Linked DNA regions of Homo sapiens: region 2 is linked to region 1. A link is a loop called in an ENCODE intact Hi-C map of the cell type or tissue named here. Cell type or tissue: heart left ventricle. All regions are shown on one strand. Each heading gives the region's core, and the rest is flanking DNA. Links, peaks and the distances in the headings are about the cores only. Region 1 overlaps RTTN (rotatin). Region 2 overlaps RTTN (rotatin).

Evidence for each region. Hi-C counts contacts between places; a loop is a spot of excess contacts. Peaks named below come from ENCODE experiments on the same cell type or tissue, not always from the same donor. Only the 100,000 strongest peaks of a DNase experiment are listed, where the experiment ranks them.
Region 2: a loop joins it to region 1, with 2.6 times the contacts of the local background. A loop is called at or near these places in 8 of 110 quality-filtered maps.

The regions. Positions count from the first base shown.
Region 1 is chr18:69,999,451-70,014,916 of GRCh38, reverse strand. RTTN (rotatin) reads left to right here. Exons shown (of 49, transcript NM_173630.4): 47 at 8,433-8,536; 48 at 9,650-9,719; 49 at 10,681-11,886. The coding sequence ends at 10,766. Among named protein-coding and RNA genes, the nearest start is that of CD226, 59 kb to the right of the region's middle. In heart left ventricle, for the core only: no CTCF peak of the experiment used is centred there; no DNase peak of the experiment used is centred there; H3K4me3 peaks cover 367 bases; H3K27ac peaks cover 2,516 bases.
Region 2 is chr18:70,046,255-70,061,720 of GRCh38, reverse strand. It overlaps RTTN (rotatin), which reads left to right. Exons shown (of 49, transcript NM_173630.4): 36 at 1,679-1,871; 37 at 3,889-3,979; 38 at 7,437-7,590; 39 at 10,173-10,310; 40 at 13,533-13,750. Among named protein-coding and RNA genes, the nearest start is that of CD226, 110 kb to the right of the region's middle. RefSeq lists an enhancer at 12,968-14,167. In heart left ventricle, for the core only: no CTCF peak of the experiment used is centred there; no DNase peak of the experiment used is centred there.

The DNA of each region.
Region 1 (15,466 bases), core at 5,033-13,032:
AAGAAGTATATAGAAAATTATTTTGCCCCAAGTGCATTTGCCAAGGTTGTATGCTTGGCTTTTGTTGAGGAGTATCGAGGGGTGAGAGGACAGAAGCCGCGATTCCCCAAAGTGGGGATTCTTACTGGCTATCCTGCTTGTATTAAGCTGGACCTCCAAAGAACCATTCTCTTAATAGATGGATGGGTCAAAAATAAGTTGGTTTCCCAAACTTCATGAAGGAGACTGTAAAGAAAAGGAAAAAAAAAATGTGAGAATGGGTACTACAGACTGCTTCTGATAGGGCTCTGCACCCAAAGTTGGCCGTGAACTTGGCTTGAGGTGTCTTCGATTGATGGTGCCTGTGGGTACTTAGCAGAAAGCAAACTGCCTTGGTGATGGATGAAAGACAAGTTCATACTGGGCCTCAGGGAACCTCTACAAATAATTTTTCAAAAGCATTAACCAGTACAAAGTTAGAGATAATCAAGCACATTAGGAGACATGGCAACATGTAGTAAGAAACAGCAGAAGAATAAAAATACCAGCTTATCTGCCCAGACTTTGAATATGGGAATTACAAAGCATGGGTTTAAAAATAACTTTAATTATACCATATTTAGATAAATAAATGACAAGCTTGAAAATTTTAGGAAATGGGAAACTGACAAGTTGAAATATTTGAAAAGAACCAAACAGAACTTCAAGAACTTTACTGTGCAGTATGATAATCAGCCACATGTAGCTATTTAAATTTAAACTAATTAAAATTATTCAGTTGTACTCACTACATGTGGCTAGTGGCTATCTTATTAAATAGCAAGATATAAATATTTCCATTATTGTAGGAAGTTCTGTTTTACAACAGTAATCTAGAACTTCAGTGGCCAAAATTGAAAACTTAATATACATGTCTGACAGCAAGTTAGGTATAGCAGAGAACTTAGGAATTAGAAGATAGATTAGAAAAATATTATCCAGAATGCAGCAGAGAAAGCTAAAAAGATGAGAAAGGATCAAAAGAATCAAAGGTAAGTGACACAGCAGATATATCAAGACAGTCTTTGTGTTTAATGAAGTGTCCTAGGAGAATGGGAGAGGAAATATTTGAAGAAATGATGGGTAAAAACTTTAAGAACTTTTCTAAGACATTAATGTCACCATAACTGACAACTCACTGTAATTACCAAACTGACATCCCTAAACTTATACTTAAACCAATTGTATTAAGAAGGTAATATTCAATTATTATATTAAGGTAACATTCAATTATTATATTAAGGTAATATTCAGTTCAAATATTCAAAAATACTGTCTCATTATTTACATTTTACTACTGTATATTCACTTTAGGTTATTTAAATGTTTATATGAGAGTTCAGACCTACTTGTTGAACTCAAAATTGTTTTATTGCTTTGTTATATGCATGTTTCACAATAACATTTGTTTTGTTAAAAAAGTCGATCCACTTGCATTATCAGAGGGGCCCACCACATTAATTCACACACACACACACACACACAGACACACACACACACACACATATGTATATATACATACACACACAGTACTTTATTAAAAATGCTTTAAGGGATAGCTGGTTGAAGGAGTTATAAACTTACTTAGATCAGAGGAGTTATATATTCTGAGTGTTTGAGACAACATTTAAAAACATCACTTGATGCTACTCAGATGGAACATAAGGAAGTCACCCTCCCATTTAATAAGGGGACATTTGATGTGCCCTAATGAGTAGCACTTGCAGCCATAACCTCACGTGATAAATTGCATCTGCAAGCTATGTACATGGCTTGGTTCTGGGTAGGTTATGATACACGACAACCAAAGGGCATCAGATAGTGCAGATGAGGTGTTCAGGGAGTCGGCTGCAGCGTGCCCGAAACATCACTGCACCTGCCTTTCACATTGTCCTGATGCACATTTCCAGTTCACTTTAGGGAGCAGCTTTTTTTGTTTTGTTTTTGTTAAATATTTAAAATCCCTTAAAATAAAAAAATTGAATTATGTAGACAAAATTTTTGTTTATTCTATTCTGGAATCTTTCACACAACGAATATTTATTGAGCTCCTAAAATACACTAGCATTGTGGTTGGTCTAATACCAGTGAGTAGACACTGCCATCTAACTAATACCAGTGAGCAGACGTTGCCCTGTAACTAATACCAGTGAGCAGACACTGCCTTCTAACCAGTACCAGTGAGCAGACGCTGCCCTGTAACTAATACCAGTGAGCAGACGCTGCCCTCTAACCAGTACCAGTGAGCAGACACTGTGCTGTAACTAATACCAGTGAGCAGATGCTGCCCTCTAACCAATACCAGTGAGCAGACGCTGCCCTCTAACCAATACCAGTGAGCAGACGCTGCCCTCTATCTAACACCAGTGAGCAGACGCTGCCCTGTAACCAATACCAGTGAGCAGACACTGCCCTGTAACCAATACCAGTGAGCAGATGCTGCCCTGTAACCAATACCAGTGAGCAGACGCTGCCCTCTAACCAATACCAGGAGCAGACGCTGCCCTCTATCTAACACCAGTGAGCAGACGCTGCCCTCTAACCAATACCAGTGAGCAGACACTGCCTTCTAACCAGTACCAGTGAGCAGACGCTGCCCTGTAACTAATACCAGTGAGCAGATGCTGCCCTCTAACCAGTACCAGTGAACAGACACTGTGCTGTAACTAATACCAGTGAGCAGATGCTGCCCTCTAACCAATACCAGTGAGCAGACCCTGCCCTCTAACCAATACCAGTGAGCAGACGCTGCCCTCTGTCTAACACCAGTGAGCAGACGCTGCCCTGTAACCAATACCAGTGAGCAGATGCTGCCCTGTAACCAATACCAGTGAGCAGACGCTGCCCTGTAACCAATACCAGTGAGCAGACGCTGCCCTGTAACCAATACCAGTGAGCAGACGCTGCCCTCTAACCAATACCAGTGAGCAGACGCTGCCCTGTAACCAATACCAGTGAGCAGACGCTGCCTTCTAACCAATACCAGGAGCAGACGCTACCCTCTATCTAACACCAGTGAGCAGACGCTGCCCTCTAACCAATACCAGTGAGCAGACACTGCCCTCTAACCAGTACCAGTGAGCAGATGCTACACTCACAGACCCTGCCTTGAACCTTTTCCTATTTTAGTACCCTTATTTATTTATCTTGCCTGATTGCCCTGGCCAGAAGTTCCAATACTGTGTTGAACAGGAGTGGTAAGAAATGGCATCCTTGTCTTGTGCCAGTTTTCAAAGGGAATGTTTCCAGCTTTTGCCCATTCAGTGTGATATTGGCTGTGGGTTTGTCATAAATAGCTCTTATTATTTTGAGATATGTTGCATCAATACCTAGTTTATTGAGAGTTTTTAGCATGAAAGGGTGTTGAATTTTTTTGAAGGCCTTTCTGCATCTGTTGAGATAATCATGTGGTTTTTGTCGTTGGCTCTGTTTATGTGATAGATTACTTTTATTGATTTGTGTATGTTGAACCAGCCTTGCATCCCAGGGATGAAACGGACTTGATCTTGGTGAATAAGCTTTTTGACGTGCTGCTGGATTCAGTTTGCCAGTATTTTATTGAGGATTTTTGCATCGATGTTCATCGGGGATATTGGCCTGAAATTTCCTTTTTTTGTGTGTGTCTCTGCCAGGTTTTTGTATCAGGATGATGCTGGCCTCATAAAATGAGTTAGAGAGGATTCCCTCTTTTTCTATTGATTGGAATAGTTTCAGAAGGAATGGTACCAGCTCCACTTTGTATGCCTGGTAGAATTCGGCTGTGAATTCATCTGGTCCCGGGCTTTTTTTGGTTGGTAGGCTATTAATTACTGCCTCAATTTCAGAACTTGTTATTGATCTATTCAGGGATTCGACTTCTTCCTAGTTTAGTCTTGGGAGGGTGTATGTGTCCAGGAATTCATCCATTTCTTCTAGATTTTCTAGTTTATTTGCATAGAGGTGTTTATAATATTCTCTGATGGTAGTTTGGATTTCTGTGGGATCAGTGCTGATCTCCCCTTTATCATTTTTTATTGTGTCTATTTGATTCTTCTCTCTTTTCTTCTTTATTAGTCAGGCTAGTGGTCTATCTATTTTGTTAATCTTTTCCAAAAACCAGCTCCGGGATTCATTGATTTTTTGAAGGGTTTTTCGTGTCTCTCTCTCCTTCAGTTCTGCTCTGATCTTAGTTATTTCTTGTCTTCTGTAAGCTTTTGAATTTGTTTGCTGTTGCTTCTCTAGTTCTTTTAATTGTGATGTTAGGGTGTTGATTTTAGATCTTTCCCCCTTTCACCTGTGAGCATTTTGTGCTATAAATTTCCCTCTAAACACTGCTTTAGCTGTGTCCCAGAGATTCTGGTATATTGTGTCTTTGCTCTCTTTGGTTTCAAAGAACTAATTTATTTCTGCCTTAATTGTGTTATTTACTCAGTAGTCATTCAGGAGCAAGTTGTTCAGTTTCCATGTAGTTGTGTGGTTTTGAGTGAGTTTCTTAATCCTGAGTTCTAATTTGATTGCATTGTGCTGTGAGAGACTGTTTGTTATGATTTCAGGTCTTTGGCATTTGCTGAGGAGTGTTTTACTTCCAAGTATGTGGTCAGTTTTAGAATAAGTGCGATGTGGTGCTGAGAAGAATGTATACTCTGTTGATTTGGGGTGGAGTGTTCTGTAGATGTCTGTTAGGTCCACTTGGCTCAGAGTTGAGTTCAAGTCCTGAATATCCTTGTTAATTTTCTGTCTTGTTGATGTGTCTAATATTGACAGTGGGGTGTTGAAGTCTCCCATGATTATTGTGTGCGAGTCTAAGTCTCTTTGTAGGTCTCTAAGAACTTGCTTTATGAATCTGGGTGCTCCTGTATTGGGTGCATATATATTTAGGATAGTTAGTTCTATTTGTTGCATTGATCCCTTTATCATTATGTAATGCCCTTCTTTTTCTTTTTTGATCTTTGTTGGTTTAAAGTCTTTTTTATCAGAGGCTAAGATTGCCACCTCTGCTTTTTTTTTCTCCCCTGCTTGCCATTTGCTTAGTAAATCTTCCTCCATCCCTTTATTTTGAGCCTATGTGTGTCTTTGCACGAGATGGGTCTCCTGAATACAGCACACCGATGGGTCTTGACGCTTCATCCAATTTGCCAGTCTGTGTCTTTTAATTGTGGCATTTAGCCCGTTTACATTTAAGGTTAATATTGTTACATGTGAATTTGATCCTGTCATTATGATGCTAGCTGGTTGTTTTGCCCATTAGTTGATGCAGTTTCTTCATAGTGTCAATGTTCTTTACAATTTGATATGTTTTTGCAGTGGCTGGTACAGGTTTTTCCTTTCCATATTTAGTGCTTCCTTCAGGAGCTCTTGTAAGGTAGGGCTGCTGGTGACAAAATCTCTCAGCATTTGCTTTTCTGTAAAGGATTTTATTTATTTTTCACTTATGAAGCTTAGTATGGCTGGATATGAATTTCTGGGTTGAAAATTATTTTCTTGGGCCATACGCAGTGGCTCTCACCTGTAATCCCAGCCTTTTGGGAGGCCAAGGTGGGCGGACCATGAGATCCAGAGTCTGAGACCAGCCTGGCCCATATGGTAAAACCCCGTCTCTAATAAAAATACAAAAAAATTAGCCAGGTGTGGTGGTGCCCACCTGTCGTCCCAGCTACTCAGGAGGCCGAGACAGAAGAATTGCTTAAACCTGGTAGGCGGAGGTTGCAGTGAGCCGAGATCTCACCACTGCACTCCAAACCTGGGAGACAGAGCAAGACTGCATCCCCCTCCCCAACAAAAAAAGAAAAGATAAATTCTTTAAGAATGTTGAATATTGGCCCCCAGTCTCTTTTGGCTTATAGGATTTCTGCAGAGAGATCTGCTGTTAGCCTGATGGGCTTCCCTTGGTGGGTAACCCGACCTTTCTCTCTGGCTGCCCTTAACATTTTTTCCTTCATTTCAACCTTGGTGAATCTGATGATTATGTGTCTTGGGGTTGCTCTTCTCGAGGAGTATCTTTGTGGTGTTCTCTGTATTTCCTGAATTTGAATGTTGGCCTGTCTTGCTAGGTTGGGGAAGTTCTCTTGCATTTAATATCCTGAAGAGTATTTTCCAACTTGGTTCCATTTTTCCCCATCACTCTCAGGTACACCAGTCAAACATAGGTTGCTTCTTTTCACACAGTCCCATATTTCTTGGATGCTTTGTTCATTCCTTTTCTTTTTTTTTTTTCTCTAATCTTGTCTTCACGCTTTATTTCGTTAAGTTGATCTTCAATCTCTGACATCCTTTCTTCTGCTTGATCGATTTCGCTATTGATACTTGTGTATGCTTCACGAAGTTCTCATGCTATGTTTTTCAGCTCCCATCAGGTCATTTATGTTCTTCTTTAAACTGGTTATTCTAGTTAGCATTTCCTGTAACCTTTTATCAAGGTTCTTAGCTTCCTTGCATTGGGTTAGAACATGCTTCTTTAGCTTGGAGGAGTTTGTTATTACCCACCTTCTGAAGCCTGCTTCTGTCACTTCGTCAAACTCATTCTCCATCCAATTTTGTTCCCTTGCTGGTGAGGAGTTGTGATCCTTTGGAAGAGAAGAGTTATTCTGGTTTTGGGAATTTTCATCCTTTTTGCACTGGGTTTTCCTCATTTTCGTGGATTTATCTACCTTTGGTTTTTGATGTTGGTGACCATTGGATGGGGTTTTTGTGTGGATGTCCTTTTGGTTGATGTTGATGCTATTCCTTTCTGTTTGTTAGTTTTCTTCCTAACGGGCCTCTCTGCTGCAGGTCTTTGGGAGTTGGCTGGAGGTCCACTCCTGCCCCTGTTTGCCTGGGTATCACCAGCAGAGGCTACAGAAGAGCAAAGATTGCTGCCTGCTCCTTCCTCTGGAAGCTTCATCCCAGAGGGCACCCCCCAGATGCCAGCTAGAGCTCTCCTGTATGATGTGTCTGTCAACACCTGTTGGGAGGTGTCTCCCAGTCAGGAGGCACGAGCGTCAGGGACCCACTTGAGGAGGCAGTCTGTCCGTTAGCAGAGCTCGAGCACTGTGCTGGGAGGTCCACTGCTCTCTTCAGAGACAGCAGGCAGGAACATTTAAGTCTGCTGAAGCTGCACCCACAGCCGCCCTTTCCCCCAGGTGCTCTGTCCCAGGGAGATGGGAGTTTTATCTATAAGCCCCTGACTGGGCCTGCTGCCTTTCTTTCAGAGATGGCCTGCCCAGAGAGGAGGAATCTAGAGAGGCAGTTTGGGTACAACGTCTTTGCTGAGCTGTGGTGGGCTCTGCCCAGTTTGAACTTCCCAGTGCCTTCGTTTGCACTGTGAAGGGAAACAGGCTACTTAAGCCTCATTAATGGTGGACACCCCTCTCCCCACCAAGCTCGAGCATCCCAGGTCGACTTCAGACTGCTGTGCAGGCAGTGAGAATTTTAAGCCAGTGGATCTTAGTTTGCTGGGCTCCATGGGTATGGGATCTGTTGAGCTAGGCCACTTGGCACCCTGGCTTCAGCCCCCTTTCCAGGGGACTGAACAACTCTGTCTCACTGGCATTCCAGGCACTACTGAGGTATGAAAAATCTCCTGCAGCTGGCTCGGTGACTGCCCAAATGGCTGCCCAGCTTTGTGCTTGAAACCCTGGGCCCTGGTGGTGTAGGCACCCAAGGGAATCTCCTGGTCTGTGGGTTGCAAAGACCATGGGAAAAGCGTAGTATCTGGGCCGGAATGCACCGTTCCTCAGGGCACAGTTTCTCAGAGCTTCCCTTGGCTAAGGGAGGGAGCTCCCCCACCCCTTGTGATTCCTGGGTGAGGCGACACCCCACCCTGCTTTGGCTCGCCCTCCATGGGCTGCACCCGTTGTCTAACCAGCTCCAGTGAGATGAGCTGGGTACCTCAGTTGGAAATGCAGAAATCACCCGCCTTCTGCATTGATCTCACTGGAAGCTGCAGACCGGAGCTTCCTATTGAGCCATCTTGCCAGCCACCCTAGTCATTTTTAAAAAACATCAAGCAGTGTGATATTTGATGATCGTTTTTGTATAGTAGCTCATGCTACTGATGTGTTTGTATGATAGTCTTTATAATTTATCATGAAAGCAGATCTGTTTTTCTGCCTGCCAGAATGTTAGCTGTAATTGAGTAACTCATTAATGTACCTAATTGTATACTTATTTTTACACACTTGTGGTCTTTAAATGAATGTGCCTTTTCTTGAATTCTGGCCAAAAAATGAAGCAGCTTCAGTGTCTTTGACCCTTCTATGCCTGACATGAAAACAATGTTTTGAGGTTGTCCTCCCATATACCACATGGCATAAAAGATTGGTTTTGCCATAGTCTAGTGATACCAACTTTATGTATGCATTCTAATGGGAAAAGAGGGGGGTGTCTGACTAGTCCAAGATAAGAATACAATGCAGTGTCTGGGACTGAACTTTTAAAAAATATATGTTCATTTTTAGAAAAAGTCATTACTGTGCTTGCTGCCTGTCTGGAAAGTGAGAATCAAAATGCTCAGAGGATTGGAGCAGCTGCCCTTTGGGCTCTGATTTACAATTATCAGAAGGTCAGTTTTAAAAATCATTGTTACACCTGGGGAGCAAACAACAAGGTATAACCCAGGTATAAACTCTTAGGATACATCCAAAGGTGTCAAGAGTTACAGCAAAAGAAAAAAGACAAAATCAAAGATCCATGTTCCCTTTGCTGATTCATACAATTAGTAAACCATCAGTTGAAATCTTTTTATTTAATCATTTCAACAGAATGTCTCAGTTTAGAAGAGAATCTCTGAACTGACTTTTTCCTCTTAATTTAAATTGATTTACTTTATTATTGCAATTTTAGTATAGATTGTTTCTTCTAAAAGACGTATCAAGGGAAAACACATCTTAAAGTAAAACTGAGTAACAAAAGTTTTATCCAATTGTACAATTCCCCTTTATCTAGCTCAGTTCTTGTACGACTGCAGCCCAAAGCCTGCTCTGAGAAAAGGGCAGGCAACGTGGAGATTTGTGTTCTACTCTTTCTCTGGCCTTTGGACTTCCACTTTATTGCAGACATGTTGTTCCCAAGAGAAATACCCATAAGTATCTAGTGATTAAGTAGTAGCCAAGTGACAGTGTTAGGATAGACAGCCATCCTAGAATGGTGTTCTCTCAGCTGACTGTCTCTGCCGGGGCTAGTTTTCTCCCTGCTGGCCAGAGTCACGTACACAAGGACAAGAGGGTGTTGTTTTCTTTCTCACCTGGGTATCCCCAGAGCTTAGCACAGGATTTGGCACTTTGTAGTCACTCTGTAAATATTTGTTGACCAACTGCTAATATTTGGTATATGTGATCAGAAATCTGAGGTTTGAGGGAGTATGAAAAACTGAAACCAAGGATGACTAGTTTAAAATAGCAAATTGAGATTAGGGGAGAAGGAGTAAAAGAGAAGGGAAGAAAGAAAATGGGAATAGAGAAAGAATCAAGTTAGATAAGAGGATATGGGCAAGACTTCAGAATGTGCAAGGGGATTGGCTCAATAGGATGTATTATGCTAAGATGGAACTCTCTAGTTATATTATTATATTTCATAATATTCTGTTTAATACTGTAGTTAGCAATGGGCAGAATTAGTGTTTTGCTATCATGATCCATAACACATGGCAAGAAACCTAATTAATGGATTGTTCTAGGCAAAAACAGCTTTGAAAAGCCCATCAGTAAAAAGAAGAGTGGATGAAGCATACTCCTTAGCAAAGAAAAGTAAGTTGCAATAAGAAAGAGATTATAGTTAAACTCAGAAGCTATTAAGTGGATTTTCTGATTAATGAGATATTTGGACAGGCCACAGCAAAATGGCATTGTAAAATGTGCCAATATTCAGTATGTGCTTTAATTATATCATTTTTTAAAATAATAAAATAGATAGATGAAGGTTTAAGATGTGATTGCTTCTAAAAATGCATCTGTGATCTTCGTCTTATTTTTGTACTAAATTTTCTTTGCCAACAGTGACCACTGTGCTGAAGTATGTTCTTAGTGATAAGAACTGGCCCAATTAGAATTAACTGTGAGCAGAAAACCTGGATCTAACATCAGGGAGCTGGAGGACAGTCTTCCAAGAATTGATCCTGTTACCCTTATATCCACGTTTCCCTGTGATGTGGTCACAATACTAGAGACGGTTTTCTTTTCAAAGCACATTATTCATTTTTAGTGACACCAAATTTCAGTGAGCGTTATTCTCTGAACATTTTTTATGCTAAAACACTGAATTGTGTCTTTCCTGTACTGTAATATATCTGTTGGTTATTTGTGTTTTTATAGTCTGATTTTTTTTTTTAAGCAGGGGAGGTTTTAGTTTGTTTTAGCTGCGACCATGAATTTCTGGAGCTAGTGAAGTTAAAGATTATGCTTTAGGAAGGATGGTACATAAAAAAAGATTAATGGCATTCATTTGGAATTATAGTTAATGGTATCCATTATGGGGGGTACTTTTTAAAAAATACTCTGGGTAAGCTGTTAATTTAAAAAAATATTGATTTTGTAACTTGTTTATTTTTTAAAAAATGCAAAATATTCTGGAATGCTATTACATCAAGAACTTAGAGCTTTAAATTATATATAAATCCTGTTCATATGTATTTGTTTATGTGTGTGCCTCCTAAGTATAGTACCAAGTTTCATAAACTAGTATTTCTGTACTCTTATTTTTCTATCTCAGCTTTCCCAAACTCAGAAGCAAACCCTCTAAATGCCTATTATTTGAAATGTCTTGAAAACCTCGTGCAGCTCCTTAATTCTTCCTGAGTGCCATGGGATGCTACACCTTGAAGCTGACAGTCATCAACAGGGGAGCTAAAGTTGAAGCCAGCTGTGTGTAGCAGCTGTTACCTGAAGACGTGCTACCTCTCTACAAAGTGTTGATCCCCTTCTTTCCCATGAGAGAGAGAACTGGTGATACTCCAACACCGTCCAGTTGTGGCAGCTCTCCAGAAGTAATAGCAGCTGACAACTTTCTGTGCCTTTTCCTTTCTGTTGAAAAGGCATAGAAAGTTCTGGGAACATAAACATTTTTACCCTTTTCTATGCCATTTATTTTGTAAAAATCCTATTTAACAGTTATTTAATAAAACAATATTTTTAGAAACTAAAAATTGACTAATAATTGCTGCTTACAGACTTTTATCAGTCTCATGAATATTAATTTTAGGAGTTGAAATAAGACACTGTGTCCTGGTTGTTTCTCTCTTTTTTTAAATTTTAACTGATGTAAAATTTGGCTCTGTCAGTGCAAATCCTTATTTTCAAAACTTTCTGTTATCCAGAGCATCCACACTGGAAAAGGGCTATGTAGAAGTAAGTGTGCATTATTTGTAAAGGGCTGTGTGGAAGTAAATGTACATGATTTGTAAGTAGCTTTCTTAGGCAAGTTTTAGTGATGTTATCTTCTTCCTAGATGACTCTTAAATCATTACATGTATAATCTTCACCGTTGTCTTCTGCAAGGCTGTGTAATAAAGAAGAAAGAAATAGAGTTGGGGCTGTATAAGCCTGGGTTCAAATTTAGCTCAGCCCAAAACATCATGAAGAATAGAGTAAGACTGAAAAATGCAGAAGATGGCCGGGCTTGGTGGCTCATGCTTATACTTTCAGCTCTTTGGGAGACCGAGGTAGGTGGATCACTTGAGGCCAGGAGTTTGAGACCAGCTTGGGCAACTTGGTGAAATCCCATCTCTCCTAAAAATACAAAAATTAGCCATTCCTGGTCTTGAGCGTCTATAATCTCAGCTACTCCAGTGGCTGAGGCACGAGAATCTCTTCAACCTGGGAGGCAGGGAGGTTGCAGTGAGCTGAGATCATGCCACTGCATTCCAGCGTGGGTGACAAAGCAAGACTCTGTCTCAAAAAAAAAAAAAAAAAAAAAAAATGCAGGAGGAACAAGCTCTATACTCTATTACATAATCTTACTTAACCTGTAGTTTTGAATTCCGCACTTAAACCAAAATCAAGTACTAATCACTTTCAGCAACTTTCCCAACACTTTTGAAAGTGAGAAAATTGTGTGTAAGAGAAATAAAAGGTGAAGTATTAATATATATATGTTTGTATATACATATATGTCATATACATGTATACATATATATTCATTTAGGATAATGTTTTCAGAAAAACTGAAAGAAAAATATCATTTTAAGTGCTGTTAAATTGCTAACAGCAATAAAATAAGCAATGATGTTATTTAAGCTGGAAGTATGACAAAATTTATGTTAAATACAGAAATAGTAACAGTTAAGTTTGTAATGTCTGAGAATTAATTGATTCGAGATCTGAAAAATAAATCTAGGAAGCTCAGAAGTTTCTGAGCTGCCCAAGTTAATGTGTAGCGGAAAACTCGTCAATTCTGAGAGCAGGAATCTTGGGAATTATTTTTCCCTTTTCTCCCGATATCTTATATTTTTTGCCATTTTTCTGGAATTCTCTAATCAGCCCTCACTGATAAATAAATGAAATGAATTTCTAACTCCCTTCATAACTCCTTTATAACTCCTCCTTCTATGTCCCAGCTATTATTCTCGGAACTTTTATCATTTAATCTATCTTTTTCTAAAATACTACTAATGTCTTTGTGTTCCAGGTGAATAAGCGGAGGCGCAGAGCGGTTAAGTAATGTGCTCATTGACTGTGGCTGGTTATCAGTGAAGTGGAGGTTGGAACCCAGGATAACTGCGAAGAAGTTTGCTTTTCTTTATAAACCACTTTTCTTTATAAACCATTTATTCTGCCCCTCTACCACCCCCACTGAAATATCTCTTTTTGTGTTTGAATCTTATAGATAAACACCATTTTTCAACAAAAATTTGTTCTCTTCAGGGAAATTATATTATGGTTCATTGATTGACTGATTCACATATCAGAGTAGGCACTACCTCATCTTCTTGGAACCAGGAAGAATTGTTGTAACTGATCATTTTCCCTAGCAGTTCACAGTAGTACCAGAGGGAGATTTGTAGCCTAGTAGTCAGAACCACCCAGAAATGTTACCTGCCAAAGCCCAGGAGGACTGCAGACCTTGGAGAAAGGAGAGGGGCCATGGCTTTAGGGGAACTTGCGTTTGCCTCTCTTGGTGTCCAGGAATGTGAAGCTCGGGTGCACGCTGTGGTCCAGATCCTGGGGGACAGTCCTTGCAACTGGGTCTCCTGGGATTATGCACCGTCAGCCAGTGGGGAAGACGTCTCAGCAGGAGCCTTGAGGTGACTGGCCCACTGCTGTAGCAGCTGCCCTGCCTCTCCCTTGCGGACCAGCATCAGAATCCTCAGGTGTGTGCACTGAAATGCAGATTCCTGGGCTCAATGAGGCAGACTTGTGTCTAGGAGAATTTTTAGCAAGCTCTCCAGGTTCTGCTCACCACAGTTTGAGAACCACTGATTAATCCCCATGATTACAGAAAACTGCCTAGAACACGAAAATTATTTCATATCACTTAACTGCTGCCTGATGAAATCAGGACTTGAATCTGGGTCTCTTGAATGTGAACCAAGTATTTTTTCTTTCACACCTGCCCAAGTTTAAGCAAGGATCCAGGAAATAGGTGCAGGGGACTAGTTCATACTTCATGGTGTCCAATTTCTCCATATCCTAGCATTTTTGGTGGGCTGAGTTAGTGTATGTGCGCTATGGAAGCACAAAAAGGTAGTGCCACGTCACACATGAAGTGCAGACATTGATACTGAGGCTTCTGGGCTTAAGACTTGAGCAGTTTGAGGGAGGAGGCAGCCATTAGTTTTGAAAACAGGAAGCTAGTAGGAAAGTGGTGTTAGCAGACCTGGCTAGACCCTTTTGCCACTCTTCCTAAAAACACTTACAGAAATGAATAGCTGAATGTACCTCTTTTTTTGGTGTTCTATAAATAATGGAGCAAAAAAAAAAAAAAAACAAAACAGAATTTTGCCTATTTAACTCCAGATCACCAATTTTCCTTTGTAGTGTTAAATGGACTCTTCATCCGTGTCATTTTGCATCATCAGTCTTTGGGGCTGCACCTTGTGTATTCCCCATTTCTTGAGGTTGCCAGAGCCCCAGGTCTGCTTCTTGACCCGTGATGTTCCTCGGATTTGCCAGAGTGATGGGTAAGAGTAATGACTGGCATCCCCGCTTCTGCATTAAGATCTGCTTGCAGTTATCTCAGTGAATGAGAGAGCATAATAGAGCGGTTAAGAGTAGAGGGCTCTTGAGTCCTGTGGACCAGGAATTAACCCTGGCCTCACCACTGCAATTGTTGGAAACCTGGGACAGGCTCAAGCTAACTGGGGTTGAGGACACCTACCTTGTGCAGTTGGTGAGAGGACTGAGTGCTTAGCCTGGTACATAGTTATCCCTTAGATGTTATCAGTGATTTTTTATTCTTACAAAATTCTCAAAAACATCTGTTTAAGCAAAAACTTCAAATCTTTTGTGTCCTTGCAAACTTTCCTCCCCTCTGGGAGGGGATGTGCTGGAAAGTGAGTTGGGCTGTGACAACTAAGGTTCCAGCATCCCAAAAGGATTGTTGGTTCTTGGTGGAGTGCATGTCCACAGTCCTGGGATGACTGATTGCCCAGACACTTGGCAAGGCACCATTGAGAACCCGAGTCTCACAAAGCACTGCATACAGGCATTATATACACCTGGGGTGTGCACATTTTGTTCTGCTTGTCATGTTGTCTTGATTGAGTGTCAGTTGGCAAAATTTTGCTCTTTTTCCATCTGACTTGTGTAAATGGAAGATTAAAAAATTATAACCTTAGTAACCAAAACAAAATCTTAGCTTAAAAAAAAAATCCTTCAATTTGGGAGTAGCTATTTTTTTTTTCTTCCCATTGATCATTATCCAAAGACTAAGGGGCATGGATGATAAAATGCTATTGCTTTGGTCAATTAGGAAACTTAGTTTTGGGGAACGTAGAGTTTATTCTTCCTAACTTAAAATTTCTCTTAGGAAATTCTTTTACAACTCAAGTTTCCTTATACAACTCAAGTCCCGCACCTAGGGCTGTGTGGGACTTCGCCGGGCCTCAAGGCTCAGATGTACGAAAGGCTATGCCAAGACCCCGGGAGTCTGAGGTTTGGCAGCAACACAGAAGGAGCTCAGTGTGATCCTACTTTAAATGTTTCCAACAACGTTCGTTTTTGCATTTTGTTTGCTCCTTCCACATTGGAGGAATCTGCTTCAGAAAAAAATCTTTAAATCCATGTTTTACAAAATACCCATATGGTAACATTCAATAAATTTCTTTTTAACTAATTTTGCGTGAAAGCTAAAAAAAAAAAAAAGTGTTTTAGTACAGACTCCAAGGTAATGTTCTTTGACACATTTCTACTTTTCAGTGGCATCCTTACCTCACTTTGGCCTCTGCCAATGCTTGTGCCTTTGGAGTATCTGCACCCACTTGGGTTCTTCTGGGCAGCGATACTTGGTAGTCTGGTAGCAGATTGCTTGCAGTTCTGTGTAAATTCTGAAATCATTGTTT
Region 2 (15,466 bases), core at 2,601-10,600, 49 kb before region 1:
GGATTAAAGGAATGTGCCGCCATGCCTGGTTCATTTTTAAATCTTTTTGTAGAGATAGGTTTCTGTATGTTGCTCAGGCTGATCTTGAACTCCTTGCCTAAAGTGATCCTCCTACCCCAGCCTCACAAAATTCTGGAATTACAGGCAAATTAATGATTTTTAATTCGTAGATAAAATATGTTTATGTGCCCAGGGGTATGTATGTGCATGCATACGTATATACACACACGTTTTCTAGCTTAGAAACAATGACACTCTAAATAGCAATGTATACATTTAGTGCCCAAATCTTGCTTTCCAAACTCCATTCTCCACTTTAGGGAATCGACACTTTGGAACAAATATCCAATTTTAGAGCTTGGACGAGGAAAGAACAAGATGAACCTGGAACATCTTGCTGTGCCAGAAAGTAAGGGAATGCTCAAAGGTTAATGGAGGTGTTCACTAATGTAGGGTGCAGGTACCTTATTACTGTTCTAAAGTCTAAAAGTATTTTGGAGAAAAGGGAGCTCTCATACAGTGTTGTTGGGAACCACTGTGGAGAACAGTATGCAGGTTCCTCAAAAACTAAAAATAGAACCTACCCTCTGATCCAGCAATCCAGCTGCTGAGTATATATCTAAAAGAAAAAAAAAGTATATCGACGAGATAGCTGCACTCCCATGTTGATTGCAACGCCATTCGTGATAGCCAAGATAGGGAATCAGTCTAAGTTCCGTCAGCAAATGAATGGATAAAGAAAATGAACCATATATGTACACAATGAAATATTACTCAGAGAAAAGAATGAAGTCCTGTCATTTGCAGCAACATGGATGGAACTGGAGGCCATTGTGTTAAATGAAATAAGCCAGGCACAGAAAGACAAATATTGCAACTCATATTTGGGAACTAAAAAAAAAAAAAGTTGAACTCATGAAAATAGAGAGTAGAATGAGGGTTACCAGAGGCTAAAGAGTGGAGAGCCAGAGATAAAGAAGGGATGGTTAGTGGGTACAAAATACAGTTAGGAGGAATAAGATCTAGTGTTCAGTAGCACAACAGGGTAACTATAGTTAACAATAATTTATTGTATAGTTCAAAATAACTAAAAGAATGGAGTTGGAATGTTCCCAACACAAAGAAATGGTAAATGTTTGAGGTGATGGATGTCCCAGTTACCTTGATTTGAGCATTGCACATAGTATGCCTGTATCAAAATATCATGTGTACCCCATAAATATGTACAATGATTATATATCCATAATTAAAAATTTAAAAATAATAAAAATAGTAAGATTTTACTCTGAAGAAAACCTAAAGATTATTTGAATTTGGACACACCTTTGGCCCCTCGAGTTTCAGAAAAAGGATTGTAAATCATCTTTTTGTTCTCAGTGTCTGAATACGTGGGGCATGAAGTCATGTTCTGCCCTTTCTGACCTGTCTCTTCTGCATACGACAATGTCCGTGTGTACACATCTACACATCTACATCCACACATGGTGGAAGGTGGAGGTCAGGAGTAGTAGGGGTAGCCTGACCCCTAACCTCAAGGTTAAGATGAGCCAAGAAGCTAAGGCAATTCCCCAACTATACATTATCATTTTCAGGAACTTTCCTATGATTATAAGAACTTTTGAGTATTGTACATAGCTGTAAGGTAAATAATAATTCTTATGTTTATTTTCAATAATAGGTCACCAGGAAAGTACATCACCACGGCCACCTCATGATTCATCTCTTTCTGCTCCCCTGCCCAAACTGTGTGTTTTTGTTACTCCATCTCTTCTTTCAGCAATGTGCAGCCTCTTGGACAACCTCTTGACGATTGCTCCCAGAGACACTGCAAAGGCTTTTCGACAAGCTCATCTCATAGAACTTCTCTGTAGGTAAGAGATAAATACTCCTAGAGAGGCATGTTAGTTGAGATAAATTTACACAAACTGTATTCATGACTTGATACAAGATTTCTTGTGACCTGGAAATACAGCTTTATTCTTTTTTAGGCTCATTGAACTCTAGGATTTTGCTTTTGCCAGAATTGTCTTGGTGGTTTTTATTTTACATCTATTAAAGCACTTGTATTAGTTTGTTATCTTGACTATTAAGGCCAAAGAAAAACTCCTGCTTTCTAAAATTCATGGATTCTAAACCTTATTTATCCTCCAGCACACTTAAGGAATATGGTGCTATCCCCTGTTCTTAATGGATGTGAGGGACTTTGGGAATTCATCTTTTTAGTGGTCATATCAGAATAATGTCCCTGGGTTGAAAAATTATTGGTTAAATTCATTTGGAGTTATTTTGTTAAGGGAAATTAAACTTTTCATCAAAAAGTATTCTGATAAAATTTAGGGAAATTAAATTCAAAGAAAAATTATTTGAATTTTTATTACTTATTTGATATTAATCAGTCTGTAACATAATTTTTCTGAATTTCTAGGAAGGTATAGTAGAAAAGGACTAGATATTGAATTCAGGTTGACCTAAGGTCTAATTATAGTTCATTCACTCAGTAGCTTGCAGCCTTGGGAAATTACTCCCTACTGTGTCATTAACACCTATTTAATGGGGTTAGTGTGAGAATTAAAAGTGATGGTATCTAGGATACCCCCTTAAGTATTACTTCTCTTTTCTTCTGGTGTTCAGTTTATTCTAGCCAACCATACCCACCTCCTTTTGACCACATGTTTATTTGCATTTCTCTGTCTCTCTGTCCCTTTACCTTTGAACATACACCATCTGAAATGTCTTGCATCTTCTTGCCAAATCATAGTGTCTTCTCTTTCTTTCTGGGATATTAAGAAAACTCTAGAAAATATAAACTCTAAAAGAAGTATTCCTTGTTTCACCTCATTCAATTGTAATTATTCCTTTAACATGTATGATACGCAATGGAGTATGAGTTTGTTCTGGCTTTAATATTTATTGATCATTTTTTTACTGTACCTACTCGGATTGGAAAAGTAACTGCTAGTCAGTTGGCTTTCCTTCCTGGATGCTCCTGCCTGAAGATGACCAAAATAGAGCTCTAGGGATAGGATCTTCTTTGCTTCTTACGAGTCAGCTAAGAGTCTGATGTGGCATTGAGGCCACAGGGGCATTAAAAGACCTTTTATGGCAAAGGCTTATCATATTTCCGTACCTGTTTTTCATTTTTGACTTTAAAAAAATCCTACTTGTTTTACTTTATTTTTATTTTTTTATTTTTATTTATTTTGAGACGGAGTTTCACTCTTATTGCCCAGGCTGGAATGCAGTGGCGCGATCTCGGCTCACTGCAACCTCCGCCTCCTGGGTTCAAGCGATTCTCCTGTCTCAACCTCCTGAGTAGCTGGGATTACAGGCATCTGCCACTACACCCAGCTAATTTTTGGTACCTTTAGTAGAGACGGGGTTTCACCATGTTCACCAGGCTGGTCTTGAACTCCTGACCCCAGGTGATCCACCCACCTTGGCCTCCCAAAGTGCTGGGATTACAGGCGTGAGCCACCGCACCCGGCCTGTTTTACTTTATTTTGTTTTTTACTTTCTAAATATGAACAGTGTTCTTGCTATTTTAGCCAGTATTTTTGCTATTTTATTAGGAAAATAACCACCAAGTTTCCTGTTACTCATGGGCTGTATTATATTTTATTCTGCTTTTAATTAGGTTTCCTTAGATATTTTCTTCACAGCTCTTTGCTTCTCACTTTTCTCTGACAAGATATTTTCCTGTTTGAAGGTAACCCAGGATACAATTTGAAATTCTTTGAGATATCTTTTTATAAACATTTTCTTTGCTTATAAAGATCCTTTCTCTTGAATTGTATTCGAGTTACCTTTAAACTTCAAATTCTGATTTCTTAATCTTTAATAAAAAGTATACTAATCTTCTGAAGGATTTTCTTTTTCTGATCGTCACAGCATTGCAGATGCTACCCTCATACAGACATGTGTCCAGGAACTCAGAGCCCTGCTGCCTTCATCACCTCCAGCTGAACACACTCAGGCTCAGGTAAGCATCTCAAGTCTGTTTGTGGGTTTGTTTACGTTAGGTGTCAAAAATAAAAATCTTGCTGAGGAGATACTAGTCATAGGAAAAGGATGAAAACCTCTCAAAATATACATGGTATGATGAGATTATTCGAAATACGTTACTTGAAATTTTAATATGGGACATGTCTGGATGTTAGAAAAGAGAGGTGGGGTTTGAAGACCTAGATTCTATTCTTGACTCCATCATTAACCAGCTTTAAATGTATGATCAAGTGTCTGGATATCTTGGAGCACCACTTTAATAATAAAGAGGGACATTGGTATAGTTCACTTCCTGCTTCTGTGATTTTAGGCTATCTCTGTTATTTACACCAAAGTTAAAGTTGTTAAAATATTTGGTGGCTAAGTTATGTGTATTTTCAAAACCCAATTTGATAAAAATGATTTATTCTTGTTCCTTCACAGATATTTAGTTTTAAATTCTTGCCTATAGCTAGAATCTATTTATAAAACATGCTTAACAATTATTCATGTAGCTGTTGCTAACAGAAATTTTATTTCAAAATCAAATTTTAAGAAGGGCTACAAGATTTATTTAGGAGGTGATGAATTAAAGGTGAAGTAGACCAATATCTCTTGCTTTGAGATGTGTTCTTTGAGCTGAATAAGACAGACCCCATTACAAAGTTTGGGAATGCTACACGCATGGTCTTTGAAGCTGTTGTCCTGGTGCAGTGTTTTCACCTGAGCATGCCTATTGCATAATGACTGTCTCCTCCATTTTTCTGCTCTCCATCCAGCAAATCTTTGTTGAGTACTTGCTGTGTGCCTGAATCTTCTCCAAGTGAATAAAACAAAGACCCTTCCCTCAAGTTGGGAGAATAGATAATTAGAAAATCCATATATGCCTGAAGATGATAGACATCTCAGAAGAAAAACTAAAGCAGGGGACAGGAAGTGATGTCAGAGTTGGAAGGGTAGGGCTATTCCACTTAGGATGATTAGGCAGTGTCGTGGGACCCAAAGTTAGTGAAGAAGCTAGTCCTATGGTCATTGCAAGACCCCTGAGGTTGGGGTATGCTTGGCCTATCCAAGAAACAGCAAGGAGGGTGGAGTCGCTGGAGCAGAATCTATGAGGGCAAGATGAGGCCAGAGGGGCACAGTCAGCTCCATGAAGTCAGGACCTTGCTGGCTGTTATGTTCCATTGTGTTCTGAGTGTCTGGCATAGGGCTTGTCTCATGACAGGTGCTCACTTGATACTTGTGGGATGAATGAATAATAGCAGTAGCAAACATTTATGGGCATTTGTTTTTGTTAATTCATGTAATCTTCACAAGAATCATGAAGTTATCATTAATGTCATTTTATAAAGGAAATGCCTGAGGCCCAGAGAGATGAGTGACTTGTCCAAGGTCTCTGACATAGATTCCAACCTATGCAGGTCAGTTCCAGGGCCCACATTCTTAACCACTGCACCAGCTGGCCTTATGTAGATTAAATGCTTCTGGGCTCTTGGTATTTATATAAGATCATTCACTCATTTCAGAAAATTCTTGAGCCTCTGCTTTACCAGATTCTGTTCTAGGTGCTAGTGATATATCCTTGAACAAAGCAGATGAGCATCTCTCCTCACGTAGAGTCTGTGCCATAAATGCAGGAGACAGACAGTGAACAAGTAAATAAAATGCATTGTATCAGATAGTCACAAATGGTATGGAAAAAAGCAATTGAGGATGGGTAAAAGGGTGTGTCAGAAAGGGGAGGGGCCTCCTGAAGGTGACACTTAAGCAGAAAGCTGGGGAGGTGAGGGAGCAGGCTGCGAGTGCCTGCGGCAGATGGGGTGGCCAGAGCCCTGCTGGTGGGGTGATACTCTGCTAAAGGTATGATGGATTAAAGTCTGTGGTCAGTTGGTTGGTATTTTTTTTTAAGAGGGCCATACATAGAAAAAGAGTTACTTTATCAACTACTCTTAAGATATGAATATTTTATTTAATCTTGAATGTGATCATATACAAAAGAATCTTTAGCAATTCAGCGTTTTCTCTATAACACTTCTTCTTGCCTCACCTGGCATGGTTTATCTATTTATGGTAATATTTCATACATCCAGAGGTCAGACTTGCTATAATTTCAGTAGTGTAGAGTATGAATGTAATATGAAGTCTCAAGACTTCACGGCAGTAAACAAATTAAATTTCACAAACTGAAGAGTTTGTGAAGCCTGGAGCCACCTACACTTTTATATAAAGTAAGTTGGCAGATTAGATAAAGGGAGGACGTATTCATCAGGAGAAGTAGGGCAGAACTATTTGTAAATAGTCTGAGACCATTGACCTCAGAGACACATACTCCACAAATTTACAACAGGCTCTCGACTCTTCATTACACTCTTACAACCCCAGAATAAGGTGAGAGGAAAAAAAGTGTGTGTGTGTGTGTGTATGTGTGTGTGTGTACAGAGAGAGAGAATGACTGATTTCAGAATATCTTTATAAAATTCACTTATATGTAACTGGCTCATTGCTTGAGGGTAGTGGACAAATGAGACATCACAGCTCATTCTTTAATTGTTACATATTCAGAGGATTATTTTTCTGAAAAGTACTTTTGCCAGTTAATACTTAACAATATTAGCATCAGGCAAATTCCAGAGATGGTTTTGTTGGTAATATTGAAGATGATTTAATTTTTTCTTTTATAATTAATAATAGTAATTTTATGCTGAGGGCAAAAATAGAACATATTTGCATTTTATTTGTAGCAATAACTAGGCTAGCTTCCCCCCACCCCTGCTTATGCACTTTGAAGGGTGTTTTTGTAATCTTTCTTTCTTTACAAAATTATAGACTTTATGGCTTTGTTATACACTTTTCCACTTCTTCCATAATATTGATTTCATAATTTGACTACTTGAAAAATATGGGACTTTTTTTTTTCTTTTGAAACAGGGTTTTACTCTGTCACCCAGGCTGGAGTTCAGTGGTGTGATCACAGCTCACTATAGCCTCTACCTTCTGGGCTTAAGTGGTCCTCCCATCTCAGCCTCCCAAGTAGCTGGGACTGCAGGCCCGGCTAATTTTTATATTTTTTGTGGAAACAGGATCTCACCGTATTGCCCAGGCTGGTCTCAAACTCCTGGGCTCAAGCCATCTGCCCACCTTGGCCTCTCAAAGGACTGGCATTACAGGTGTGTTAGCTACCACACCTGGCCAAGACTTTACTTCTTTAAATGGAATTCAAAACTTGACTTTGAAAACATTGCTTTGTTTGGTGTATAGTTGACAGTATTAATATGGCTGTTAATGACATGCTTATGAGAAAAATAATGCTTTGTCTGCTATGTGTTAATTTCAGATCTTGAAAAATTATGGTTAATATTTTATTTTTTATTGTGTTACAAAAGTAAAATGCTGTATCACTGAGATGGGCTTTTTATATGGCATGTTTGATTTGACCCTGTCTCCTTTTCAAACAGGTTTCCTTTCTCCTGGAATACCTATCCTCTTTGTCCAGGCTTCTGCAGTCATGTTTATTGGTGGAGCCTGACCTTGTGATTCAGGATGAGCTTGTGAAACCTCTTATCACCAATATCATTGGAATTCTCACCATATGTACCAAAGATGTATTAGGTAAGCTTAATTGTTTTAGTTTAGAATGTAAGTGAATAATACTGAGGAAAAAAAACTTACTCTGTTTCAGATATTCACTTGAAGGTTACTTTTTGAGTTTCTTTTTGCTAGTATTTTGGAAGGCTTTGATAATGTGTTTTATAGTTTGGATGCCTTTTAATGGTACCAATTAAGACAAGTGTGTAGTATAATAAAGGACTACCCTTGAGTTTTCAGTTTAAATGAGGGCAAAGCTCTCTGTGTGATGTTAGAAAGTACAGTGAGTTCTGGGTATTAACTATTCTTATAAACTATGGCTAAGGCCAAAAGCTTAATAAAACATTCCCAATAACAAGTATAAGCCAATCTAGAATATATCACAAATTTCCTAAGGTCCTAAATTATTGAAATGTATATATATTTTGTGATCTAATGTTATCTCCAGGGGAAAATATTCTATGATGAAAAGTTGAATGTAATGCTTAGTGGAGAAAATTAAAGCAAAGTAGGATCTTTGTCAAAATCTAATATAATTGTTTTGAAAATGAAAACAATCATTTATAATGAAGTAATTGACCATTTGGTAATTCTCTTTGCCTTTCAGTTTTATTTGAACTATGGATTTACTTGGTTTTAGGTCTGGAAAATGAAGTGTGTTATGATACCCAGCAAAGCCAGTTCTCAGCATCTCATCAGTGTTAAAATGATCTCGATGTTAAAGGAATAGTAATTCCTTAGAAATTCAACAAGTGGCAGTGATACCCTAACTAAGCTTATTAGGTTAGACTGGACAAGCTCAACAAGGTGATATCACCCCCAGTCTCTAAGGAGTGAACATTGATTCTGGGGAGAAGAGGGTGAGGCAAAAACATCTTAGAAATTAAAATAGTTTGTAGGCTTCCAAAGCTCAACTCTACCTGAGACAATCTTATTACTATTTCTCTTCCTGGTTTTTCTTGAGAATTCCTTGAGAAGCATTGACGTTGAGTTCATGGAAGATACACAAGATGTATGCAAGACTAGTGCCACAAAACTGTGGTGAATAGATGACAGCAGCTGGAGGACCTTTGGTTGATTGTTTGATCCCAAGGTCATATAGCAAAAGGTGGTCTGTGTATCTTGGCTGCTATTGGCTGCCTTGTGAATGCTTTTTATTGATCCTCTTGCTTTTCTGTATGATTTGAGCTTTGAAAATTAATTGAAAGTAGTATATATTTAATTACATAAAAGTTGTTTAACCCATCATTAATTATATCAAGCGCTGAAAGGAAAAAATGTCAATATCTGAATGTATATCTATTAGCTGGTTAAATTAAAAATTGTTTTCTCATATCTAGCAAAAAGTTTTAAAAGTTCACTAAGAATATTTTTAAAGAAGTTTTTAAAATTTTTTTCTGAAAAAAATAAGTTTTAAATGATTTTATAAGAATTTATTATATTGCTGTTGTTTTTATATGAATTGCTAATTTATGTATGTAAATTGACACATTGTGATGATATATATATATAAGTAAATAAATTACATGAAAAGTTATTCAGCAAGTATAGGTGCAAAGCTAAATTTGGTATTAATAGGTCTTTAATTTTTAATTTAATTTTCAGCTTAAATGTTTTATTCGGCTCTTCTTAAGCCTGTATTGAATAAAAACAGTAAGCTCTATACTTAGCCTTTTTATGTACAAAGTACAGATATACATATAGTACATAAAGAGATATACAGTATATGTGTGGAATTAAAATCTTGTGGGGATGGCAATGAGGAAACATTTTCTGAAATAAACTCTTTAGAGAGCCACTAATGACAAAAGGGTTGAGAAACACCAAGGATTGCCCTGGGGAAGGTGCAGTTTTCAAGTATCTCATAGGTGCTGAAGTACACCTAGATGGATCTCCTCGGGGTTAACGTCCTATAAAGTTTACATTATAGTGGAATTAGATAAAAGATGACAGATCCCCCTGAAGGCATGGTCAGAGAGAGTCCTCAGCGACTGCTCTCCAGCTTCCATTTACCTGAGTGGAGAGAAGGGAAAATGGGTCCTCATCCTAGAATTGCTACATCCTTAGCCATAGGAAAAGCTGCAGAATCTTCTTTTGCGTCATACTTTTCTTTGTGGGATGATACTTTTCTTGGTTCTTCAAAGAAATTCTTTCTTTTCTACCTTGACCTTGGCACACTGTGCTTTCCTTTCACCCCTGCCCAAAGCTGCTGGAGGGGATAAAGGAAATAGGGGAAAACTTACTCTGACAAAAGTAGCACAAACAATGACATATTTTTATAATGTGCCAATATGTAGTTCTGCAGTCATGGCTTAATATTTAGTTTGTCACACCTTCTGATTGTTCTTGAGTATGCTTTAATAAGAGGAGAGTTTGTGAGTGTGGCTTTATATGCAGGAGGGTGGAGGGGAGATATCTTAAGAAGCAATGGAAAAGAAGTTAATTGAAATAAATTTTGGATAATGCTGAATTAGATTTGTCTTCATTTGATAAGTGCACACCCCTCATTTTAAGTGTAATGAAGCGTCTGTGGTAAGTTTTATATCTTGAAAGGTTCTTTTCCTTCTTTGTGTTAATAACTTGAAGTGTTTTGATTAATTTTATAGATAAAGAGTTAATATCAGCTTTTTATCACACATGGACACATTTATTTAATCTTCTGGCCATGCTCCTGAGGAAAGCTGGTGCCATCACACTCCCGTTTGTTACCGTGGCCCTGGCCAAGCACTGGACAGCGGCGATTGGTAAGAAGATACTTGCATAATCTTGGGGGCTTTCTGCTAATAAAACGAGATAATGATTCTGCCTGTTTAGGTATGTAAATTCACTAAAGTTAAGTAATTATAGCATGGCATATAAAAGAGGTATCAGGGTGCTTGCTTTGAAAAATTTGCAGTGTTCTTGAGCCCCCCAAAAATGCATTTTTGAAAAATTGAAACACATTTTGAGATAACATAAAAGCGAGTTAGGAAAGCCTGTGGTTTTATTATTTTTTAAGCTTTTTAAAGATGTCATCCCTGAAGCTCTGTTTTATTGAGAACATTATATTGGCCACTGTTGGTTTTTTTAAATTTTACTTTAAGTTCTGGGATACATGTGCAGAACGTGCAGGTTTTTTACATAGGAATACATGTGCCATGGTGGTTTGCTGCACCTATCAACCGATCATCTAGGTTTTAAGCCCCACATGCATTAGGTATTTGTCCTAATGCTCTCCCTCCCCTTGCTTCTCATCCCCCGACACGGTGTGTGATGTTCCCTACCCTGTGTCCATGTGTTCTCATTGTTCATCTCTCACTTGTGAATGAGAACACACAGTGTTTGGTTTTCTGTTCCTGTGTTAGTTTGCTGAGAATGATGGCTTCCAGCTTCATCCGTGTACCTGAAAGGACATGAACTCATTCTTTTTTTATGGCTGCATAATGTTCCATGGTGTATATGTGCTGCATTTTCTTTATCCACTGTGTCATTGATGGGCATTGGGTTGGTTCCAAGTCTTTGCTATTGTGAACAGTGCCACAGTAAACATATGTGTGCATTTGTCTTTACAGTAGGATGATTTATAAAACTTTAGGTATATACCCAGTAATGGGATTGTTGGGTCAAATGGTATTTCTGGTTCTAGATGCTTGAGGAATTGCCACACTGTCTTCCACAATGGTTAAACTAACTTATACTCCCACCAGCAGTGTAAAAGTGTTCCCATTTTCTCCACATCCTCGCCAGCATCTGTTGTTTCCTGACTTTTGAATAATCACCATTCTAACTGGCCTGAGATGGTATCTCATTGTGGTTTTGATTTGCATTTCTCTAATGACCAGTGATGATGGGTTTTTTTTCATGTTTGTCGGCCGCATAAATGTCATCTTTTGAGAAGTGTCTGTTCGTATCCTTCGCCCACTTTTTGATGCGGTTGTTTGTTTTTTTCTTGTAAATTTGTTTAAGTTCCTTGTAGATTCTGGATGTTAGACCTTTGTCAGATGGATAGATTACAAAAATTTTCTCCCATTGTGTAGGTTGCCTGTTCACTCTGATGATAGTTTGTTTTGCTATGCAGACGCTCTTTAGTTTAGATCCCATTTGTCAGTTGTAAGCCTGTGGTTTTATAAAGGTACATATGATATGATTATAAAACAATGAGATAAATTTTACTGTGTTGGTATAGAAACCAGTATCCTTTCTGACATATGTACATTGTATGTGGATACATCTTCATATATAAAATCTGGTATACATGATAACATGGAAAGTTAGGATACAAATAACTTTCTCATCACATCAGAATTTTCTTATAGTACAGAAATGCCAAGAGTATAGTATAATTATTTTTATGTTTTTCATGATAGTTGCCCACTAAAATAAACATGATTATTTTAAAATAACTAATCTTTAATTTTTCATGAAGCCTCCTAAATTTTAGCATAGAAAAAAGCTGTTTTTTAACATAAATATTCATAACTGACATTTATGTAACCTTTTTAAACAACCTACTTAAATGTACTCAAAATTGAGTTATTTTAAGCTTCCAAAGTACCTGCTAATTCAACTGACCGATTTTTTTTAACATTTATTTTATCATTTGATCATTCAGTAAACTTAAATGCATGATACAATTTTTAACCAAAGCGATAGTAAGAATTATGGCAAATGCATGTTTAACAAGGAACAGAATTGTTAATTTTCTGGATGTAGGAGTTCTGAGTCTACCATGGAGTACAGTGTCCACGTAGGATATCATTATTTTGTTTAAAATATAATAATTGAAAGAGATTGACTGATTAAGACATTGGGATTTTCTTCTTGTATTTATTGGGGGAAAATTAGTTTATCACCTGAATCACCAATAATATCAATAGAAAGCATGATGCTACCCACATTAGATAAATCTGGCCTGCAGCTTGTTTTGGTAAATAAAGTTTTATTGGAACATAGCCACACTCACTTACATATTGCATATGGCTGCTTTCATGCTACAAAAGTTGAGGTGAATAGTTGTGAAAAAGCCAGTTACCTGCAGAGTATAAAATACTTACTACTTGGACCTTTACAGAAAAAGTTTGCTGACCTCTGACTTAAACTTATTTATCTAACACTATTTCTTTAGTGATAAAATAAATACATATTAAATTCAAAACCTTCCTTCAAAATATGTGTACAGTTTTATGTAATAATAGTACTAATCAAAAGTAACTTACTGCATAAATGGTTTTCATAATAGTAATGTTAATGAAAACATTAATAACAATTATCATTTTTTTTGCCATGGTTTTATTTTTGTTTATTTTTATTTTTTTAAATCAATTGCCATCTCATATGCCCATATACATTTAAAACATGTCGTGGTCACTCCGTAACTTGTGTTATCTATAAGAGTCTTTTCTCGAACTTGACTAATATTTGGACATCATTTAAATGAACATAATTCTCATGAAACCCTACTGCTGACTACTTTATTTTTCTTATGTAACTTTAATTTGTACAAGCCAAAATCTAAGTAAAAATTTTTATGGTTATAATTATCACACAAGCATAAATCTAAAATATAAAATCAAACAAAATTATAAATCCAATTTTTCAAGTTTATAAAATGTAAAACAACACATGTAATTTTGATTAAACAAAATCAGTTCTCACAACAGGAAATTAATAATGACTGTTTCAGTGTAAATTCCTTTCAGTTTGGTCTGTTCTTTCCACTCTGTATTAAGTTTGTGAATCAGTTCATGACCACTCATGTGCTGTCTGAACTGCTATGAAATATTTGTTTGTACATTGTGCCAACACTGCATACTAAGTCTTGCTTTTAAGTTCTGGTTGGCACCAGCTCCTTTAACAGTTGCAACACAATCACACAAGTTGGTAATCTAGATGATCCAGAGTATAGTTACTTTAAAATCAACTTGATTTCCTTTTTGTTGAATTTTGAAGAAATTTTCAAACATTCACATCTGAAATTATTCCTTTAGATATGTTCTGCACATGTGCAGGCTTGTCTGCCACGTGTCCTGCCCTGTATACTGCCAGCTTGCAATTCCTTTCTGTTCTCTTGACCGAAGAAGCAAAAGGGCATCTCCAGGCTAAGAGCAAAACACATTTATGCTGTAGTCCAACAGTGGCTTCACTTCTTGATGACTCTCAGGAAAATCAGAAATCTCTAGAACAACTTAGTGATGTAATCCTTCAGGTACGTCATTTCTTGGTTTTTCAAAAACTTTATTTAGCGTTTAAATAAATTGACTTTCAGTCATGGTCTTGTTAAAAACTGTCTCAGTCATTTAAATTAAGAAATAGTAATGCTTATTATGACTGTTTAAATGATACAAAAGTTTATAAAGTTAAATTAACTATCTCCTCCTTAGCCCCACCCGCTTATGTTGACCAGTTTCTTCAGTGAATATGATGTAAAGATTTGAAGTGAAATATTACTAATCTAAATCTAACAGTTGATCAAAACAGTGTTTCATATCATGACCAAAATGGATATATTTCAGAAATGCAGTTATGGTTCAAAATTTATTGTAATTTTAAAGATATATCTACGTCTCTGAAAATATATTCTAAGTGACATTTGATTTCTAGAAATGGACCACAGATTTTTGGGGTTGGTTACATGTATAGGTAAGTGGACTTGTCTGGCACATTTGGAAGAAAATGCCCCCTTTCCAAGCCCTGTTGCCTGTTTTATCTTATAAAATTATGTTTACAGTCTAAAATGTGAATCAAGAATTTTGTTAATCAGAAAACATTCTAAAATCACTAAAGTATTATTTTATAAGTAGATGAGTAATTTTTTAAAAACTGTGTGTTTACTAAGTTAAAGTTGTACATTGTTTTTTACAAATAGGAATATTTTTAGATTTTTCAGTATTTAGAATTATTCTTTTTAATCATGTGGTTTTATGATTTTTGTCTTCTCACTGAAAGGCAGAAAAGTAGTAGAATTGTTGATTGAAGAATTTGCTTCAGCTTCCCAATCAGCCAGCCACGTTTGGCAAAGATAGAAGATTGTCTGTGTGCTGGTTTGTTATAATTCCTTTGTTGCTTAGAAGATTGTTCCTGTGCTGATTTGTTATAGTCCCTTTGTTGCTTAGAATTTGGAGATTTTTACCCACTTCTTTGCCTGTGAGAGTCATGATCATGCAGATATTTCTGGTATGACTGCTTGTGCATTTTGGGCACAAGGCTTGATGATGTTGAGATGCAGAAAGGATTGCCAGTAAGAAGAAAATGCTTCCTGGTTCACCCAGGAGCTGTCCTGTGGAGAGTGTCACAGGGTCCTCAGGGGACTTTGTCTCCCTTGTGCTACAAAATCTGGTTACCTTTCCAGCATAGATAAGAAGCCTGTTAAGGCATCCCCCATTTTCTCATCCATCTCCAGCAGCGCCTTCAGAAGCCTGGATAGAGCTCTAGGGGAGAAGCGTTCCTCAAAGCATTTCTCTAAAAGCCTCTTATTCTTGGGAGGCCATAGCTTTCCTGTACCTACTACCTCACTGTCAGTTCACTCAAATTTTCTTAGTTGAAAACAAAAACTGGACGTTGTCCCAGTTTTCTCATTCCCCATCAGAACAACAGACTTTATTTCCCAATGATTAACTGAGTCTCCAGTTTTGCACTTTAAAGAATGTTGTAAGGAGGAAAATTCAAACCTTTTCAAAAGTCTCCCAACCACAACCCCTATGTAATTTAATTATAAATTTCCCAACTTTGGCTTTGGTTGGAGCACGGTACTGCTTGGGGAAAGGCTTTTGCTCTTGCTGACACACTTGGCTCGTCAGAGAATTTCAGTGACTTCACTCAGAGGACTGAGTGCAGTGAGGGCAGTGTGCTGGGCCCTGCCCTCCCTGCTGAGGCCAAAATGGCAATAGGTGTGGGAGCCTGGCTCTGCATGGATGACTGTGGG